Regions from separate parts of the Homo sapiens genome. Here all the other regions are linked to region 1. A link is a loop called in an ENCODE intact Hi-C map of the cell type or tissue named here. Cell type or tissue: ovary. All regions are shown on one strand.

Region 1 (5,000 bases):
CACAACAGCCACCACCCACCTCAGAGAGCACTCTATCCATCACCTTCTGGGGTCTCAGCTCTGACCTGATCAGTCCCCCACAGGTCTGCATTGCTTTACCTGGCCCTGCCCCGTCCCTGGCACCCACCTGGAAGACGTCGTTGGCACATTTGCGGCACAGGTTGTGTTGGCAGGGCAGGATCACCACTGGTTTGGAGAACATCTCCAGGCAGATGGGGCAGATGAGCTGCTTCTCCAGGTTGTCCATGCTGTGTGCATCCCCTAGCAGCGGCTTGAAACCCACTGTGAAGTTCATCCCCTCGGTGGTCGTGCCTGGCCTGGGCCCTGCTCCTGGCCTTCACTCACTGCCTGTAGACCCTTCCTCGCTTAGATGGCCTCTGGATTCCCTTCTGTGGCTCACTCTTGAAATAGCTCTGCTTTCTCTCCTGTCCCTTTAACAACTTGTCTCGTCCCAGATAGCAGTCTTCGGACAGTCTCTACTTTCTGCTCTGCACCCTCGCCAGGCTCACGTAGTTTTAGCTATCCCTCTCTCTCTGTAAAATTCTCCTTTTGTTTCCCAAATGACTCTCTCTTGTTCACTCTGTGGGTAGCACTGTTTGTCCCTTACTCCCCAGAGAGCAGATTAATTTTACTGTGGGGGTTGGGAGACAAGGGGCATCTGCATGACATTCCAATTCCCAATTTAGCTCATGTAAGGCGAGCCACAGCTGTCATGGAGTGAGTGACCCTGACTCACTCAGGAATGGGTGACTCCCTTGAGCAAGGGCAGGGGTGAGTGCCACTGCTTACAGTGAAAGGTGGGTCAGCAAAGGTGCTGCCCTCTCACTCTGAAGGCTCCTCTCAGCCCGGGACCCCTGTTCTGGCTTGGGCCCTTCTTCCAGGACAGTGACACAGAATCTAAATCTGCCTGTGTGAGAGGCACCCATACATAGCTCAGGGTGGGAGGAAAGATCTTGCCAGACTTAGAGTCAGTAGCGGTTGCCTCCTCCACAGGCTCAGCCAGTGACCCTGGTCCTCCTCCTCAAGACTGTGTGATTCAGAACAGCAGCTCCAGGGACTACATCAAGCCTCTTGTCCAACACCTCTGGCTCATTTTTGTTCTTCCCTGGCCTTTTCTTATATCACCCTAGGAAAAGAAGCTCAAGAGGCTAGAAATGACTGTTGTGCCAAGGCCTGGACCTACCTATGAGCATGCCCCCGAGGAAATGTGGGATTCTGGTCCGTGAACACATCCCTGGAGCCACTCCAAGGACTCAAATTTGTTAGGAAATTGGGAGAAGGTGAGCTGGGCAGAAAGGACCTGAATGCCAGGGACCTATTTTGGGCACCCAGGGAATCAATCTCCAGGGAAATTTTAGAGCACTGACAAAGTCATAATCACAAGGCTCCGGGAAGCCTCTGACCCAGCTCCACAGTTGTCCAGGACTCCTACTCTCCAAGCCAGGCTTGCCCCACTTGTGAGCACTGGTCTTCTTTTTCTCCTACAAGTCTTCTCCACTTGATCTTAGGCAAAAGGCCAAGAAGCAATTTCTTTAGGCCTTTTTTCTCTACCCCAGACACAATTTGTCTTTTTTGGGCATAATATATGCCTTGGGATTGGATGAAAGCTCTTTTATTTACTGACATTCTTTAGCCTTTCTCCTAGTCCAGGGAGAGAAGTTTGAGGAATTAGTAGGCTGTGACCCTGAGTGGGTGGGAAATACACGGTGTGAGGAGGATACGAAACAGCAGCACAAAGAGGCAAGAGTGGGAAAAGAGTCCAGAAAGTACAATCTTTTCCAGATCACATATTTCATGCCCCTATTTTTAAGAACAAATTATATGTCAATTGGCCTGCATAATATGTGAAAAGGATGGAGGCAAGCTGGCACTGATGTTTGAACTTCAGTTAACCTACAGGACCAAGGCTAATGCATGCTGTGCTGGTAGCTGAAGTCCAAGGATAATCTAAAGATGGAATGACTACCCCTAAGCCTCAAATGCACTCGCAGTTTTCCTGAGTTGACTCATAGTGGCATGGAATGAGGCTGGCAATGCCAATGGCCGTGGGCACCAGAAGATGAAACCAACTCCATACAGGCGTTATTGGCTTAGGAATGAGGCTGATGCTAGGGGTTCTTGGTACACAGAGTTGCAACAAGGGAGAATTAATGGGTGCAGCAGCTCCAGGGACAGGATCCACCCTGCTCAGTTATCAGGCTCTTGGTGGTGATATCGCAAGGGGCTCAGGGATCCTACCAGCTGGCATTGGTTCCAATAACAAGGCAGACACAGGAAAAAGACTCTTCAGGAAAAATCTGCCACCACTGCCTGAGACCTCATAAGGGGAGGGAGGGGAGGGCTGCTTTCTGACGGAGTAAAATTGGGACTGCAACTGAAAGGAAGAGTAGCTGGGCAACCCCATACAGAGTTGTGGTACCAAGGGTAGAGGTGATGTCCTTACTGGGATCAACGTCATCAGTGCTTCTGAAGAGATTCTTGAGATCCTTATAAGAAGAGGGGTCAAATCAGGGTCAATGTCAGGACAGGGCTACTTGCTCCTCTCTTCAATGTGTCCAGGGGACTGGGCAGCAGAAGGCACCCTCACTGGGTCAGCACCTAGTGGCGGAAGAAGGTGGCGCTTTATTAATCAGAAGGAATAATTACCTAGAACTTAAAGCAAACCCCTACATGTAAGGATATAAACACATAGTCCATACTATAAGGATGTAAACTTTCTACTAATGACTCATCTGACGTTAGCTTACATGCTTTTCTTATCTGATAACTGTTGCTGCCTTTCGGTTTACATACCTCATCCTTCTTCATCTCTTAAAAATCATCTTCGCTATTTTCCTCGCTTCTAAAATCACATTTGGCTCCTATGATGGAATTATATATATGTTTACATATACAAACGTTTAGTAACTTTTCGTAGTGTACTGATGAGAAAACCGTTACCTTGCAGTTACTCATTAGCATCACCAGGTGGCGCTGGTGTCAAGTTCAATCAGCTTATAAAAGTTCATTTGGGGGGGAATGATCTCAGACTTTCCTTTTCTTTTCTTCCTCTTCCTCTTCCCCTCCCCCTCCTCCTCCTTTCCTTCTTCTTCTTCTTCTTTTTTGATACAGGGTCTCACTCTGTCACCCAGGCTGGAGTGCAGTGGCATGATCACAGCTCACTGTAACCTCAACCTCCCAGACTCAAATAATCCTCCCACCTCAGCCTCCCCTGTAGCTGAGACTACAGGTGTGCACTGCCATGACCGGCTGACTTCTGTATTTTTTTTTTTTTTTTTGTAGATACTGGGTTTCATGATGTTGCTGAGGCTGGTCTCAAACTCCTGAGCTCAAGTGATCTGCCCACCTTGGCTCCCCAAAGTGCTGGGATTACAGGCACAAGCCACTGCAACTGGCCCTTTCCTTTGAGTAGATGGAAAAAATTGCATCCCGCCAGGCACAGTGGCTCATGCCTATAAACCCAACACTTTGGGAGGCCAAGGCAGGTGGATCACTTGAGGTCAGGAGTTGGAGACCAGACTGGCCAACATGGCGAAACCCTGACTCTACTAAAAATAAAAAATTAGCCAGCTAATTTTTTAGTAATCCCAGCTACTCAGGAGGCTGAGGCAGTAGAATCGCTTGAACCCGGGAGGCAGAGGTTGCAATGAGCTGAGATCGCACCACTGCACTCCATCCAGCCTGGGTGACAGACTGAGACTACATCTCAACACCACCACCACCAACAACAACAAAACAACAACAACAAAAATTGCATCCTCAAATCTGTCTTAACCTAACTGTCCTCTCTAGACATACTCTCCCACCCCATTCCTTAGCTTAACAGGAGCTGACACTACTACCTTCAAACTGTCAGTTTGTCGTGTGATGCACAGAAACATATTGATCTTTTTTTTTTCTTCACTTTGTCCCAGTGCCAGACTTGAAGACTTGAAATTGTCATATTTAGGGATTAACCTGCCATTTTCACAGGTCTTTCTCACCCTCAACCATTTCTTTCTTTCTTTTTTTTTTTTTTTTTTGAGATGGAGTCTCACTCTGTTGCCCAAGCTGGAGTGCAGTGGCATGATCTTGGCTCACGGAAACTTCCGTCTCCCGGGTTCAAGCAATTCTCCTGCCTCAGCCTCCTAAGTAGCTGGGGTTACAGGCGCCCGCCACCACACCTGGCTAATTTTTGTATTTTTAGTAGAGACAGGGTTTCACCATGTTGGTCAGGCTGGTCTCAAACTCCTGACCTCGTGATCCGCCCGCCTCGGCCTCCCAAAGTGCTGGGATTACAGGTTTGAGCCACCATGCCCAGCCTCTTTCTTTTCTTTTCTTTTTTTTTTTTTTTTTTTTTTTTTGAGATGGAGTCTTGCTCTGTCTCCCAGGCTGGAGTGCAGTGGCGCGATCTCAGCTCACTGCAACCTCTGCCTTCCGGGTTCAAGCGATTCTTCTGCCTCCTCAGCCTCCCAAGTAGCTGGGACTACAGGTGGGTGCCACCATGCCCAGCTAATTTTTGTATTTTTAGTAGAGACAGGGTTTTACCATGTTGGCCAGGCTTGTCTCCAACTCCTGACCTCAAGTGATCCACCCGCCTCACCCTCCCAAAGTGCTGGGATTACAGGCATGAGCCATTGTGCCCAACCCCAATCATTTCTTTCATTCCCAATCCAGACATTTCTTACCTCACAGTCCCTGCTTGCAGTTCTCACCTGACCTTGGAGGCTGACTCTGGACATTCTGCTGATATTTTCTCCCACTATCCTGCTCAGGTGGTGGTTTAAGTGCTCCACAGCAAAAACAGCAGCAACAACAGAAACAGCAACAAGTGAGCAGAGTACACAGGATGACAAGTGTCTAAAAGGTAGGCGAGAATGGCCTCAGTCCAGCAGTTTTCTATATGACTGCTCAAGCTTCCCTCCCTCAATCCTCCTGGCACCCAGAAAATGAGACAACAGAAGCATTTGTCATAAGGAAAGGAAGGTCACCCTTCTTTCCTTATTCTTAAAGGACCTGGA
Region 2 (5,000 bases), 180 kb after region 1:
GGCAGGTGACCCCATCCCCAGTAATATTAATCATCACTAGAACTTTTTGAGAGCCTTGTACACATCAGGCATCATGCTGGGCATTTTATATATGATTTTATCCTCACAATAATTCTGTAGCCAAGCAGAATTGGTTCCATTTGACAGATGAAGAAATTGAGGCAGATTGCGTTAAGTGCTGTACCCTAAGGTGATATGCAGCTAATTAAATGGCAGATTTTAATCCAGGTCTGTCTCACTCTAAAGCCCTTTACATTATATGCTCTTTACATTATAAGGCCTTACCCACCCTATATTGGAGTTGGCCCCAATTCCAATATGTGTTCCAGATCGGACCTCCCTGAGGACAGCAACACTCTGTATCCTGGGTCACATTTGTGGCTGAGGCACGCCCTTAATTCCAAGGTGGGCTCCAAGGGTGAGACTTTCAGGCTCTGGGGCAGTCAGCGGGAGGAGGTATTTCTGGACAATGAAGACCCCATCAAATCACAGGCTGGTGGGCAGGGCAGAGGAGGCGCACCCCTGCCCCCCACTGGCCTGTCAGTTCAGCTCAGCGGTGTGGACTCCCAGCTTCTGAGCTGTGGGAATAGAGTCTGCACAACGCAGGGCCCCGAAGAGCTCTCACGGTTTCTTTGGCAGGTTCACTGGGTGTGGGGCACCGAGTGTCCTCCCCAGCCAGGGCAGAGCTGGTGGCAAGCCCAGGGCACTTCTCGCTGCTCTAGCCCAGGCAGCCCCTCCTCTGGGCCTGGGCGGAGAGGTTAATTTGGGGAATGGACACAAAGAGGGAGGATCGAAGAGTCAGAGCCTCAGGAATGCCCAGCCAGAGCAGTTCAGACATTGAGAGGAGAAGCTGGCTCTGAGGAAGATTTATTTGCTCTGAGGCTCTGCATCCCCCAGCCATCCCCCCAGAGCCTCTCCCTGTGGGGAACACAGGACACAGGCAGAGTCCTCCCCACAGCTTGCATCTGTCCCCTGAACAGGGCAACCTGGACGCCAGGCTGGATGGAGGGGAGAAGGCGATGCAGCCGCAATGGTAGTCTCCATGGTGTGTGAGGAGCCGGCACCTGCTCTCACACGATGCCATCAAAGCCCTGCAGGCCACACTTCTTGCCGGCCACCTGGCACCCGAATCTCAGTGCTTCCTGCACGCTCCTCCCTGGAGGAGGGGCAAGTAGCTAGGTCAGCCAGGTGTTTGGGGCAGGGACAGGTCCCAGTCCTTTTCCCCTCCTGCTGCCATACTCACCCTGGGAGAGGCTGAAGATGACGGAGGCATTGAAGGTGTCTCCAGCTCCCAGTGTATCCACCACGCGGGGTGGCGGGAAAGCATCCGAGTGGAGCAATTTGCCATCAGGGCCCAGGGCGTCGGCGCCCTCCTCAGCCCAGGCACAGACAAGCACAGCCCTGCAAGACGGCTCCACTCAGCTGGGTGTTAGCCCACCCCGTCCCCCCAGCCATCCTCCCAGCTCCAGGGCGGACTCCTGGAGTCCAGGCTCATCCTGTACCTTCTAAAGCCCCTTCCTGGCTTCCCCGGCTCACCCTTTCCTCACACGACCATACAAGCCCCTCAAGGCTTCCTCTGCTGACTGGAACCCCAAGTGCTTGGCCACATCTTTGCTGACAAACACCTGTGGGCAGTGGAAGAGAAGCTGGTGGTCACTTCTAACTCGTCATTCACCAACAGCAGCCTAGCGTTGCCCCCATTACAACACGACTCCCCCAACATGTCCACATAGATCCCCAACGTAGCATCTCACTGTCCCACGGGAACGTGGTTTTCTTTTTTCTTTATTTTTTGTGAAGATGGTCTCCCTGAGGCTGGTCTTGAACTCCTGGCCCCATATGATCTTCCTGCCTCAGCCTCCCAAAATTTCTGGGATTACAGGTGTGAGTCACTGCACCTGGCCAGAAGCATATTTTTATCGATGCTTATATATAATAGAATACAGCCTTGTAAATTGTAAAACAAAAGGCCTGGTCCGTTTGTTCTCTGATCAATGGATTGAAAACCCACAGAAAGCCTTGAGCGCCACCTTGGGGTGGAATCTACCACCGCCATGCTGGCTCCCTGGAGCAGTTTTGCTGGTTTTTCCCACAACTATGTCCTCTAGGTATGGTTTCTTCATCTGGAAAACAAAGAGGCTCCCTCAACACTACCTACACTTTAGAATCTCCAGAGAAAGTTTTGGTAAAAACAAAAAACAAAACACCGAAGCCTTGGCTCTACCCCTGCCAATCAAAAACAAGATGGTGGGGCTCAGGCACTGCAATCCTCCTGCCTCAGCCTCCTGAGTAGCTGGGACTATGGGTGCACACCACCATGCCAGGAATTTTTTTTTTTTTTTTTTGTATAGAGACAGGGTCTTGCAATCTTGAATGACTGGCTGAAGTGATCCTCCTGCATTGGCCTCCCAAGGTGCTGGGATTACAGGTATGAGTCACTGCTCTTGGCCTAATTTATTTTCATAGAGACAGGGGTCTTGCTATGTTGTCCAGGCTGGTCTTGGACTCCTGGCATCAAGCAATCCTCCTACCTCAGCTTCCCAAAGCTCTGGGATTACAAGTGTGAGCCACTACACTTGGCCTGCATTCATCTTTTTTAATATGCAGCCAAGGTTGAGGACAAGTCACAAGGTTGAGGACCTTGGCTGGATGGTCTCCAACCAACTTCTGCTATGATGCTGGGATTACTTCCCAAATTCCATTTACATCCAGCCTTTTCAAAAAGAGACTCATGCAAGTCTCCTTCCCACCCTTCCCTCACCCTAGCAGCCCCCACAACCTGCCAGACACCCCTGAGTTGGAAGAAACCTCAGAGAACAGTTGTGTGCCCTCATTCTGCAGAGGAAAAGACTGGGGAGCCCCAGAGAGGAGATGCTTCCACACAGGCTTGCCCTGTGGCTGTTTAAGCCCTACCCAAGCCCTCTGGGCATTCTTACACCTATGCACCCACCTGGGGTGGAGACATTCTACTCCTTGCTCACTGCTGAGGCCTGCACTGGAGCCCAAGGCTAGGGGTCTACTTCTTTGCTTTAACCCCCATCCCCCATCTTCAAACACCACCAAACCAGGAACCACTATTCCAATTGTGGTAGGCAGGATAAAAGGATTCTGGCTCCCTTTAAGAACCAAATTAGCTGGAAGTGGCAAAGAGAGGCTGAATGGGGCACCCACCACGTCTCCGTAGCCAAACAGCTGGAAGAGCTCCTCTCGTGGCTTCTCCACCTCCACGGACACCCGGATCTTCTGCTCTGGAGGCTGCCTGGTGTTGTGTGCGTCTATCCGCTGCAGCATCTTCACCTGCTCCGATGCGTTCCGGCCCTGGTACAGGACAGGGCAGCTCAGGACCGCTGGGCACTGCCTGGCCAATCTGCCTCATTCTTCCTGCCCCGCTGAAACTCTGGGTGAGGAGGGAGAGGGCCTCGGGGAGGCTGGGCTAGAACCCCATCCTAAATTACAACATTCAGAGCTGTCGTGGACTTTGAAGACCTTATCAACCAGCTACTCCATTCCACAGATGAGAAGACTAAAGAATAAAAGATACTGTGAAAGACCTACCATAGGTTAAATGATGGAGCTAGAACTCAGGACTTCTCAGGATTTCCTTCCACCCAGACTCCAAAACCTCTCTTGGAGTAAAGGCTCTAGTTCCCTTTATTTGGGAGCTGAGTCAGGCCCTGTCCTTCCTGCTTCCCCAGAGGTAATGGGTCAGGCCCTAAGCAGTCAGACATCCGCCAGAGGCAGAGTTGGAGGCAATGGGGCAGCCCGTAGCACAGAAAGCACAGGACTTTGCCTGGAGCCAGCTGTGCTTACGTTCTGCTGTGTGACCTTGAGTAAGTCATCTAATCTTTCTGGGCCTTAGTTTTCTCACCTGAAGACATAAGGAAAGATGGAGAGAGAATGAGGGGGTTGGGTTCATTTATCTCTAAGGTACTTCATGATTCAAAGAAACCAAGGAGGCAGAACATGTGGAGGAGGCTGGCAGGTTGAGCCCCTTGAAACACAGGTAAGGCAGGGCTTACCTCAATGTGGATCCACTTGAACTGGGTCAGATCAACCTTCTCAAAGTCTGTAGCAGACACATCTGGCAGGCTCCTAGGTCACAGGATGGAAAAGACAGAGAAGAAGGAGCATGATGGGGTCAGGCAGAGCCAGGATCTCTAACTGGCAGCTGTGGACCCTGTGCCTGCACTGCTGGCAGCATGACAGGAAGCTGGATCCACAGCACAGGATTCTCAGGCTCAGCTCCAGGGTTGTCCCTGTTACAGTCTGCTGGGGTGCCCTTTCCTGAGTTTGAGGTTGTGATTAAATTATCTCGGTAAACTGAACTGCAACACATGTCAACTGGCAAGGTCTGTGTGCCTTGGAGACTGCATCTCCCAGAATGCACTGAGAGCGCCAAGCCTACACTTCCCAGAATCCCTTGCAGCAGCACACGGCTCCCACAGGCAGAGCCCTGGGAAAGTATAAAGCCCGCGACCCCCTGCCTGGGCTGTCTGGTCCCCCTCACTTCTGGCGCCCCAGCGTTGGGGTTTACCTATGGCACCCCTGTCCTGCGTTTAATAGCTCCCCGTTGCAACCCTGAGGTCAAGGTAGCACTTGAGGAAGAGTTTGTGTTTGGCCGGTTTAGGAAAGGGGACTCCCGATAGAGGTCTGCCTTGACCCTCCTGAGCCAGAGACCTCAACTCAGCCAAAGTCCCCGCTCCACGTTCTGTAGCCGAGTCCTTCCACTTAACTATAGCTGTGTGATCTGCCCGGGCCTTTGGGAGGCAACTTCCACATTGATAAATGGGGCTGAAACCCCCAGCCCCCTTGCAGCCTGCTGCAGTTGCAGGTAATGTGTGTGAATGTGCCTGGACTGAGGCCAGTGGGCAAGAAACATTTCTCCTCAGAGCTCCTCTCCTGTAAATAGCTATGTTGTGTCCTTGATCAGGGTTACTACGGATTGTTGCTTAACAAGCATTTGACTAGGATTGCCCAATGCGAAGGTCACCTGTAGCACA
Region 3 (5,000 bases), 330 kb after region 1:
TTACTTGTATTTTTCCTTAATGGTTTCTTGATGTTGTGGTTTATGTCTAATTTCATTGCAATGCGAGCAGAGAACAAAGTCTGTGAAATATTAATACTTTGGAATTTTTTGAAACCTGCTTTGTGGTTTAGTAAATGGTCAATTTTTATAATATAATTCTTTTATTGTGGTAAAAGACATGTATTGGCTGGGGGTGGTGGCTCATGCCTGTAATCCCAGTACTTTGGGAGGCCGAGACAGGTGGATTGCTTGAGGTCAGGAGTTTGAGACCATCCTGGCTAACATGGGGAAACCCCGTCTCTACTAAAAATTAGCCGGGCGAGGTGGCACATGCCTGTAGTCCCAGCTACTCGGGAGGCTGAGGCAGGAGAATTGCTTGAACCCAGGAGGCGGAGGTTGCGGTGAGCGGAGATCATGCCGCTGCACTCCAGCCTGGGCGACAGAGAGAGACTCCGTCAAAAAAAAAAAAAAAGAAAGAAAGAAAGAAAGAAAGCCTGGCTGCTGGAAAATTGAAGTTTGAAGAAGCCTCAGCAACTCCCACATGTGGTGGCTAGTCCTAAAATACCAGTGATGGAGCCTCCAGCTTTCCTCTTCTGTGCACGCCAGGAACCCTTCTGTCAGATGCGTGCAAGATGGGAAGGGGCCGTCAAAGCACTGCCACTGAAGTTTCCTTCCCTTTAGGACTCAAAATGCCCACCGTCCTCCCCAAGAGAAGTTGTTCTCCAGCAGCTCTGATTCCTCAGCAGTAAAGGAATCAAAGTCTATCCCCGGGGGCAGTCTATTTTACTGAAATTAACCCCTGCAGTGTCTTGAAACTTGGCATCATTGGGGACTGATCAAAAGACAATAACTCTCTTCAGGGTAAACTTAGACTGTAAAACTTCAGAGGATTTTTTTTTTGAGACGGTGTTCACTCTGTCACTAGGCTGGAGTGCAATGGCATGGTCTCAGCTCACTGCAACCTCCGCCTCCTGGGTTCCATCGATTCTCCCACCTCAGCCTCCTGAGTAGCTGGGACTACAGGCGTGTGCCACCACGGCTGGCTAATTTTTGTATTTTTAGTAGAGACGGGGTTTCACTATGTTGGCCAGGCTGGTCTGGAACTCCTGACCTCGTGATCCGCCCGTCTCAGCCTCCCAAAGTGCTGAGATTACAGGCATGAGCCACTGCGCCCGGCCCAGAGGATATTTTAAAATCAAGAATTCCAGTAAAATGAGGCATAGTGGCTCACGCCTGTAATCCCAACACTTTGGGAGGCCAAGGCGGGAGGATCGCTTGAGCATGGGAGTTCTAGACCAGCTTGGGCAACATAGGGAGACCCTGTCTCTACTATAAAATTGAAAAATTAGCTGGGAGTGATGGTGCATGCCTGTGGTCCCAGCTACTCTGGAAGCTGAGGCGGGAGGATCGACTGAGCCCAGAAGGTCGGGGCTGCAGTGAGAGGTGATTGCACCACTGCACTCCAGCCTGGGTAACAGTGGCAGACCCTGTATCCAAAAGAAAAAAAATTCCAATAAAGCAAGAGGCACTGAGCAGATGATGAAATTTAAATATGCATAATTGTAAGCAACTGTTTTCAGTGTGAAGCGATCTTTTTTCCCCCTCGAGGTGATAAATTAATGCAGAATGTGAAATCAGGAATTTTGGATATTGCATAAATGATTTCAATGAGAATTTGAGTTTCATGGCTAGAAATATTCCAAAAGGAAAAAAAATTTGAGTTTCTGCACTAAAGCTAATAGCTAAAGCTTTTTGTAAATGTGATGTCAAATGTGGGATTTTGATAGCAGTATAGGATATTGCTACTGAAATGCATCACAGTTGGAAAAATGTGTGCTTTATCAATTTGTTCAATAAAACTCACATAATCTGAAGTTATGTAAATCAATAGAAAGCTTCAACAGCTTTCTGGATAGCATTAAAATAATAAATTATACTTTCTTAACAGTTGCTTATTAATTTTACCTGGTTAGTCTCTGTTTTTCTTTTCCTAGAATTTCAGATTGGATTTTGGAAGTTTGGACTTAAATAGCTTTAAGGTAATGGACACTTGTTATTCAAAGGCTTCACAAAGTTGGTTATGTAGTTAAACTGAGCCTCTCTGTGTGTCTGCATGTAAATGCGTGTGTGTGTGTGTGTGTGTGTGTAAATCCCTAAATTAAAGCTTAAATTTTGACCCATGAGTCAAGAGGATTTCAGATAAAACCTCAAGAGCTCGTATTTATGTGAATATTTCTTGTTACTGCTATCTTTGTGTCTTTGTGCCCCACAGGCAAATAGTCTTTTTTTTTTTCTTTTTTTTTAGGCGGAGTCTCACTCTGTTACCCAGGCTGGAGTGCAGTGGCGCAATCTCCGCTCATTGCAGCCTCTTCCTCCTGGGTTCAAGCGATCCTCCCACCTCAGCCTCCCAGGTAGCTGGGATTACAGGTTTGCACCACCATACCCAGATAATTTTTTTGTATTTTTAGTGGAGACAGGGTTTCACCATGTTAGCCAGGCTGGTCTTCAACTCCTGACCTCAAGTGATCTGCCCACCTTGGCCTCCCAAAGTGCTGGGATTACAGGTGTGAGCCACCACGTCTGGCCAAAAGTCTTACAACTGATACTGAATTTCAAAAAATTCCTAACTGCGAGAATCATCTAGCAAACACCGGAAAAACTTAGTATAGCAATACAAACCATATTTAGTTGCTTAAAGAAGTCACATACTGTAAAAAGAGAAGCTTTTAGCTCATAAAAGGGAACCATATAAATTTGAAAAGGTAGATCCGACTTTAGCCAGGTGATCAAAGTCAACATCATCAGTAATAGGTCATTTTCATAGTATATACCCTTGATGCGACGTGAGGAAAACGGCACCTTGCTTTTATGGTCTTCCTTTTAAAAACTCTTAACACCAGCCTAACCATTTAGAAAAACAACAGACAAATTCCAGTAGAGAGTATTCTATAAAATCTCTGAACAATATTTCTCAAAACTTGTCAAGGTCATCAAAAACAAGGGAAGTCTGAGAAACTGTCACAGTCCACAGAGCCTCAGGAGACATGACAACTAAATGTAATGTGGTGTCCTGGAGGAGATCCTGGATCAGAAAAGGGACATTCGATAAAAACTTAGGAAATCTGAATAGGCATGGACTTTAATTAATGATAATGTATCAGTGTTGGCTCACTGATTTTAACATGCTAATGTAGGATGTTAGTAATAGGGGAGGCCGGGTGTGGAGTAGATGGAAACTCCGCACTATCTGTGCAGCTGTAAATCAGACTTTTCTAAAAAATAGTCAATTTAAAAAAAGCTACACAGGGATAGAATGTGTTGCTTTAAATGTAAGGAAACCTTAAAATACAAAGGATCTAATTTATTTAAACATTTTTAAAGGAGGCAGAACTCACTGGGCTAGAAGTGATATATACACACATTGCACTAATAACTGTGCATTCAGTTATTGTAGATGACCAGGTAGTGGTAAAGTGAAAATTAGGTGCACTGGAAATTTGAGATTGGAGTGGAGCTGGTAAGCAGACCTTCCTTGCACCCTCTAGGAGTTGACTTGTCATCAAGAAAAGACTTGAGGCCAGGCGTGGTGGGTCACACCTGTAATCCTAGCACTTTGGGAGACTGGTGGATAGCCTGAGCCCAGGAGTTTGAGACCAGCCTGGGCAACATAGGGAAACCCAGTCTCTACAAAAAATACAAAAATTAGCCAGGTGCAGTGGTGCACACCTGTGATCCCAGGTACTCTAGAGGCTGAGGTGGTAGGATTACCTGAGCCTGGAGGTCGAGGCCACAGTGAGCTGTAATTGCATCACTGCACTCCAGTCTGGGTGACAGAGCAAGACTCTGTCTCAAAAAATAAATAAATAAAATAAAAAAGAAAAGACTCAAAGCTAAAGCCCAGTGAGAGCTTATAACTGGCAGGAGGTATAGAATTAAGAAAATAAAAGTTTTTAAAGAACCAAGCCCATAGTGTCAAAATTTTTGTATTAATTGGAAATCTGGGCATATTTGGTATTTTATTTATTTCTATGAGAACTTTTTGGGCTATTAAAGTGAGCATCTCATAATTAACTTAAAATGTGTAACTTGGCCAAGCGCAGTGGTGCACACCTGTAATCCCAGCACTTTGGGAGGCTGAGGCGGGCAGATCACGCGGTCAGGAGTTCAAGACCAGCCTGGACAACATGGTGAAACCTCATCTCAACTGAAAATACAAAAACTAGCTGGGCGTGGTGGTAGGTGCCTGTAATCCCAGCTACTTGGGAGGTTGAGGCAGGAGAATTGCTTGAACCCAGGAGGCGGAGGTTGCAGTGAGCCGAGATCCTCCACTGCACTCCAGCCTGGATGACAGACAGAGCAAGACTCTGTCTCAAAAAAAAAAAAAAAAAAAAAAAAAAAAGTGTAACTTAAAACTTCTAATTTTAGGTTGAAATATTGTTTATTCTTAGCATCAAAACAACTAATAAAGTGTGAAACTCAGTATATTTATAAGTTTAATTTATTAGATTGGTAATAATTATTTGGTACTTAGGAAAGGTATTTAAAAGGGAAATCAAATTTTAAATGTAGTTGAAAATGTTGTAAGGTGTTCAAGTTCATAAATGGAATCAAAGTCACCTTAAAAGCAAATGATAGAATTTGGTAGGGTTACAGCTTCTAATGGAACAATGAGGTCTACGAGGCAAACTGAAAAAGCTTAGAAAAGCATTTGCAGGCCTTCCCCACCCTGTGGCATCCCCGGCTACTGAGACTCATCAAGCCTCCAAGAGCTGTGTGAAGACGCTGGGCTTGTCATGCAAACCCCTAAGTCACCACCCACTGTGGAAGGACCCATCTTCCGCATCTCTTACAATGCCATGTCTTGTCTTTCAGCAATGGAAAAATTTTTAACTCCTGGACAGGCACAGTAATAGCCCAATGAATGTATAGGTATACAGAAAGTGACCATGTAATTTATTATACAAACCAGGACATGTTTGACAGTGAAAGTGGACACTGTT
Region 4 (5,000 bases), 320 kb after region 1:
AGTAAATACCTTGGAGAGTTAATATAAGGATTAAATGAGATCATGTTTATTAGATACTTAGGGCAATGGTGTGGGCATTCAATACATGGTATTAGCTATTATTTCTATTTAAAAGTGAAGTGTGGGCCAGGTGCAGCAGCTTACGCCTGTAATCCCAGCATTTTGGGAGGCTGAGATTGGAGGATCGCTTGAGGTCAGGAGTTTAAGACCAACCTGTTCAACACAGTGAGACCCCATCTCAAATAATAATAATAATAATATAATAAAATAAAAGTGAAGTGTTACATTCATTGTAGACAGTCTCCCAAAGGAGGTAAAGTTAATTGTTACCATGGCTGACACTTTTAGTTGTCTCTTTCTCATGATAATTATATATTATTATTATTATTATTATTATTATTATTTGAGACAGAGTCTCATTCTGTCGCTCAGGATGGAGTGCAATGGCACCATCTCAGCTCACTGCAACCTCCGCCTCCTAGCTTCAAGCGATTCTCCTGCCTCAGCCTCCTTAGTAGCTGGGATTACAGGCGCATGCCACCATGCCCGGCTTTTTTGTATTTTTACAAAAATAGTAGAGACGGGGTTTCACCATGTTAGTCAGGCTGGTCTCGAACTCCTGGCTTCAGGTGATCTGCCCTCCTTGGCCTCTCAAAGTGCGGGATTACAGGCGTGAGCCACCGTGCCTGGCCTGGTAGTTATTTTATAAAACTAGCATATATTCAGATCCTATGGCAGCCAGGCATGAGATACATACAATTTCTTATAACCTCCTTGGTCACCTTCTGAGGTTAGTATTATTCCTTCCTTTTTTTATTTTTTGAGATGGAGTCTTGCTCTGTTGCCCAGGCTAGAGTGCAGTGGTGCGATCTCGGCTCACTGCAACCTCTGCCTCCTGGGTTCAAGCTATTCTCCTGCCTCAAACTCCCGAGTAGCTGGGATTACAGGCGCCCACCACCACACCCGGCTAATTTTTGTATTTTTTTGTAGAGAAGAGGTTTCACCATATTGGCCAGGCTGGTCTTGAACACCTGACCTCAGGTGATCCACCTGCCTCGGCCTCCCAAAGTGCTGGGATTACAGGTGTGAGCCACCACGCCCAGCCAGAGGTTGGTATTATTCTTATTTCCACACATAAACAACAGAGGCCCAGAGAGGTTAATAACTTACCTAAGATAACACAGCTAGTGAACATCAGAAGTGGAGCTTGAACTTAAAGTCAACACCAAAATCCAGACTTCTTCCACTATCCCATGCTTCCTACATTTTCTTGTGTGTCAACATGTCTTTTTTCAAACTCACCTCTAAATGCAGGAGCTACACTTGCTTCCTGTTGTCATGTCTCACACATGCCTGGTAGATGTTCTATAAGCATGGATTAGACAGAAGGTGGAGAACTCCTGTAAATAAACCTAAACTAGAATTGCCACATAAAGACAAGACACTTTAGTTAAATTTGAATTTCAAAAAAACAAAAAATAATTTTTAGCATAAGTATGACACAGACATTATTCGGACATAAACTAAAAAATTATTTTTTATCTGAAATTTACATTTAACTGGGCATTCTGTTTTTTTTGTTTTGTTTTGTTTTTTTTTTATGGGATGGAATCTTGCTCAGTCGCCCAGGCTGGAGTGCAGTGGCACGATCTCGGCTCACTGCAAGCTCCGCCTCCCGGGTTCACGCCATTCTCCTGCCTCAGTCTCCCGAGTAGCTGGGACTACAGGCGCCCGCCACCACGCCCAGCTAATTTTTTGTATTTTTAGTAGAGACGGGGTTTCACCGTGTTAGCCAGGATGGTCTCCATCTCCTGACCTTGTGATCCGCCCGCCTCGGCCTCCCAAAGTGCTGGGATTACAGGCGTGAGCCACCGCGCCTGGCCCGGCATTCTGTGTTTGTATTTGCTGTATCTGGCAACCTTATCCTAAATTCTGAGATTGGTCTTGAAAGGGACAGCTTCCTCCAGGGAGCTCCAGACGGGAGAAGGCTGCTATGGCCACTCACTCGCACTCGAGGCAGAGGAGCCTGAGCTGCTCTGGGGGCAGGGATTGGGGCCTGGTAACCTGGACACACCTGCCATTCCTTCAGCTTTATCTGTTCACATCGTAAGCCAAAGCAGCGACCACTGATGAGCTGAAAGCGCCATCTGGAGGCCTTTACAGGTAGTACAGTGGCCACGGGCCATCCCACAAGATCCAGGACTTGGGGAGCAGAGAAATGCCAAACCAGACAGAGACCACGCAGAAGAGGAAGCCAGCCTGGAGGTGGCCAGGGGCAGGGGAAGATGGATCTTCCTGGCATTTTCGGTTTTCAGCAGCTGCTGCTCTGGCCGCCTGGGGGTGAAGTCACTCTCCACAGGAGGTTACTGGCTAGGGCTTCACGTTCCTGGAATCCTCTGCCTCTCCAGCTGTTCCCAGCTCTTCCCCAGGCTGGAATTCATGGCCTTAGGAGAAGCACCATAACCTGGGTTGGCTGAGGGTATTAGGGCTCATGCTTGAGGGTAGTTTTAAAAATCTTCACCCTCCGTCCTCAGAGGCTCATCAGTCATGATTATCTTCCAAGACAGAACAGTCTTTAATCCCATGGGCCAATAGTTACAGGGAATTTCAGCCCCACTCCAACCTTAAATCAGTAACACATACGTGTATAGCAAAGTACTTAGCATACAGTAGGCGTTTAATAAGCATTACTTCCCTTTTCCCTCTGGATTGAATGCCTCTCCTCCTCACCTCCATCTCATCTTCCCAGGCTCTTTGTATGTGATATGAAAGGCTACCCTTAGCATCTCCTTCTTCCTCAGTCTGGGGGCACAGGCACTGAGGACAGTCGCTCCTGGTGAACTGACCTCCCAAGCGGGCATGGCCTGCCACATCCCCAATCCTTTCGGAGCAGCAGAAGGCCAGATTCTCAGCATCTCTGTCAGCTCAGGGTTCAGATCCCGGGTCTGACTGTGGAGAGATGAACAGAAAGGCTGTGGCAGGTAATCCAGAAAAACAAAACGATGAAATAAATTTAAGGGACGCAACAATGAGTGTGGAAGGGAGGCAAAAAAGATTGAGAGGTTGGGAAGTAGACGTCTGGAGGGAAGATGTGTCCAAGACAGTTAATCCCCAAAGTCGCTCCTTTCACTCACTCTCAGGAAACTCACCTCACAGCCCCCGAAACGCCTTGCTCTGTGGGGGAAGAGGCTGTCTGAGGGCCGGGGAGGATCCCAGGCTCTTGGAGAACCCAGGCAAGGGCAGCAGTTCTGCTTGCTGCTCAGCGAGGGCCTGCGTCGGTCACCTAACAGGCTGGCTGGGATTCTTGACTGTCCTGGATGTAACGCGCTACGGAGGGAAGGTGCCCCAGCTGCTCTCCGGAAGTCCTGAGGGGACTCCTGGGCACATGCTGAGTTCATCAGCTGCTCAGGTTATCAAGAGCTAGCGGGGCATTGTCTTTGCTTCTGCAAAGCCCCTTTGGTCCTTTCCTCTGCATGGGTGAGCACTCTCTCTGGGCACCTTCAGTCAGAAAACTCCATTCTGGAGGGTTGGTGCCACATTTTAAGATAAGGATGGTGGCCGGGAGCGGTGGCTCACACCCGTAATCCCAGCACTTTGGGAGGCTGAGGTGGGCGGATCACTTGAAGCCATGTGTTCGAGACCAGCCTGGCCAACACGGTGAAATCTCGTCTCTACTAAAAACACAAAAATTAGCTGGGCACAGTGGTAGGTGCCTGTAATCCCAGCTACTCAGGAGGTTGAGGCAGGAGAATCGCTTGAAGCCAGGAGTCGAAGGTTGCAGTGAGCCCAGATTGTGCCACTGCACTCCAGCCTGGGGGACAGAATGAGATTCCATCTCAAAAAAAAAAAAAGCAAGTTCTTAGGCCCCACATCAAAACTACTGAATCAGAAACTTTGGTGTGGCGCTTAGCAAGCTGGGCTTAAACAAGTCCTCCAGGTGATTCTGATTCATGCTAAACTCTGAGAACAACCCTGAAAGCATGAATGTAGTGGGCAGAAGTAAAGACTGCAATAATGTGTGAAATTGGAAGAGCTGTTTATGAATAAGATTGTTCTGTGTGCCTTCATAGGAAGAGTTAGGATAAAGGGGCACAAGCTGAAGATAGATAATTTAGTTTCAGTTAAGGAAATGATACTGAATAAATAGAACTTGCGGGGAGTGTGATATATGCCTGCTGAAGGCACGCCGTCACTGGGCTAAACATCCTGCGTCCTGAGTTAGATGATTGGTTAGGGATGTGGTAGAAATTTCTGCAGAGGTTTAATTAGATGTGTGCAAGAAATCTGCAAACTCAGAAAAGCCATGATTTCATTCTTCTTGCAAATCTTTTCTTCTTCAGCTCTTTATCAAGAGCCAGGGCAAACTTTTGGTTGTTCTGCCATTCCCAAGAACCTCTTTCAGCTGAGCATTTATAGCTTTTTGTTACAAACAGGCAAATACTGAGGGCAGGTGGCTATTCTAGCCTGCTGGGCAGGATTTTCTCAGGACTGTTCCATTCTGGACCAGCTGTGCAGCAGCTTAGAGAACAACTTCCTCTACCACCATTCTGGAACTTCCTTATTTTCTTGCTTATGCTGAATGTCCTATTTCCTTCATCCCATGTCTTGTTTTTTTTTTTTTTTTGAGACAGGGTCTCGCTCTGTGTCACCCAGGCTGGAGTGAGTGGCAGGATCTCAGCTCACTGCAGCCTCTGCCTCCCAGGCTCAAGCGATCCTCGTGCCTCAGCCTCCCAAGTAGCTGGGACTACAGGCACATGCCACCACTTCCAGCTAAGTTTTGTATTTTTAGTAGAGACGGGGTTTTACCATGTTGGCCAGGCTGGTCTTGAACTCCTGACCTCAAGTGACCCACCTGCCTCGGCCTCCCAAAGTGTTGGGATTATAGGCGTGAGCCACCGTGCCTGGCCCATGTCTTTTTATTATTCATTTTGGTGGAGCACACTCTCAAATGGACTCTCTAATAGGTTCCAAGGAAGGTCAATCTTTTCAATCTTGCATGT

The links. A loop is a pair of places that touch in the nucleus more often than their neighbours do. Peaks named below come from ENCODE experiments on the same cell type or tissue, not always from the same donor. Only the 100,000 strongest peaks of a DNase experiment are listed, where the experiment ranks them.
Region 2: it touches region 1 in a loop (5-fold over the local background); 89 of 110 quality-filtered maps call a loop at or near these places.
Region 3: it touches region 1 in a loop (3-fold over the local background); 46 of 110 quality-filtered maps call a loop at or near these places.
Region 4: a loop joins it to region 1, with 2.3 times the contacts of the local background. A loop is called at or near these places in 45 of 110 quality-filtered maps.

What each region holds. Positions count from the first base shown.
Region 1 is chr2:27,278,027-27,283,026 of GRCh38, reverse strand. It overlaps DNAJC5G (DnaJ heat shock protein family (Hsp40) member C5 gamma), which reads right to left. Exons shown (of 7, transcript NM_173650.3): 5 at 4,695-4,839; 6 at 2,794-2,861; 7 at 1,528-2,598. The coding sequence ends at 2,812. TRIM54 (tripartite motif containing 54) reads right to left here and starts at 598. Exons shown (of 9, transcript NM_187841.3): 1 at 128-598. The coding sequence starts at 295. In ovary, a CTCF peak has its summit at 2,956 (motif pointing right); a DNase peak (open chromatin) is centred at 2,971.
Region 2 is chr2:27,095,821-27,100,820 of GRCh38, reverse strand. It overlaps KHK (ketohexokinase), which reads right to left. Exons shown (of 8, transcript NM_006488.3): 4 at 4,020-4,092; 5 at 3,172-3,318; 6 at 1,537-1,625; 7 at 1,244-1,401; 8 at 59-1,156. The coding sequence ends at 1,071. CGREF1 (cell growth regulator with EF-hand domain 1) reads left to right here. Exons shown (of 6, transcript NM_006569.6): 6 at 1-227. Among named protein-coding and RNA genes, the nearest start is that of KHK, 12 kb to the right of the region's middle. RefSeq lists an enhancer at 938-1,781. In ovary, a CTCF peak has its summit at 2,021 (motif pointing left); DNase peaks (open chromatin) are centred at 550, 2,040, 3,734 and 4,410; H3K4me3 peaks cover 288 bases.
Region 3 is chr2:26,952,329-26,957,328 of GRCh38, reverse strand. It overlaps LOC124905979 (a long non-coding RNA gene), which reads left to right. Exons shown (of 3, transcript XR_007086251.1): 2 at 1,995-2,039. Among named protein-coding and RNA genes, the nearest start is that of MAPRE3, 16 kb to the left of the region's middle. In ovary, no CTCF peak of the experiment used is centred here; no DNase peak of the experiment used is centred here.
Region 4 is chr2:26,959,044-26,964,043 of GRCh38, reverse strand. All of the region lies in intron 1 of LOC124905979 (a long non-coding RNA gene), which reads left to right. Among named protein-coding and RNA genes, the nearest start is that of MAPRE3, 9.1 kb to the left of the region's middle. In ovary, a CTCF peak has its summit at 2,129 (motif pointing left); a DNase peak (open chromatin) is centred at 2,163.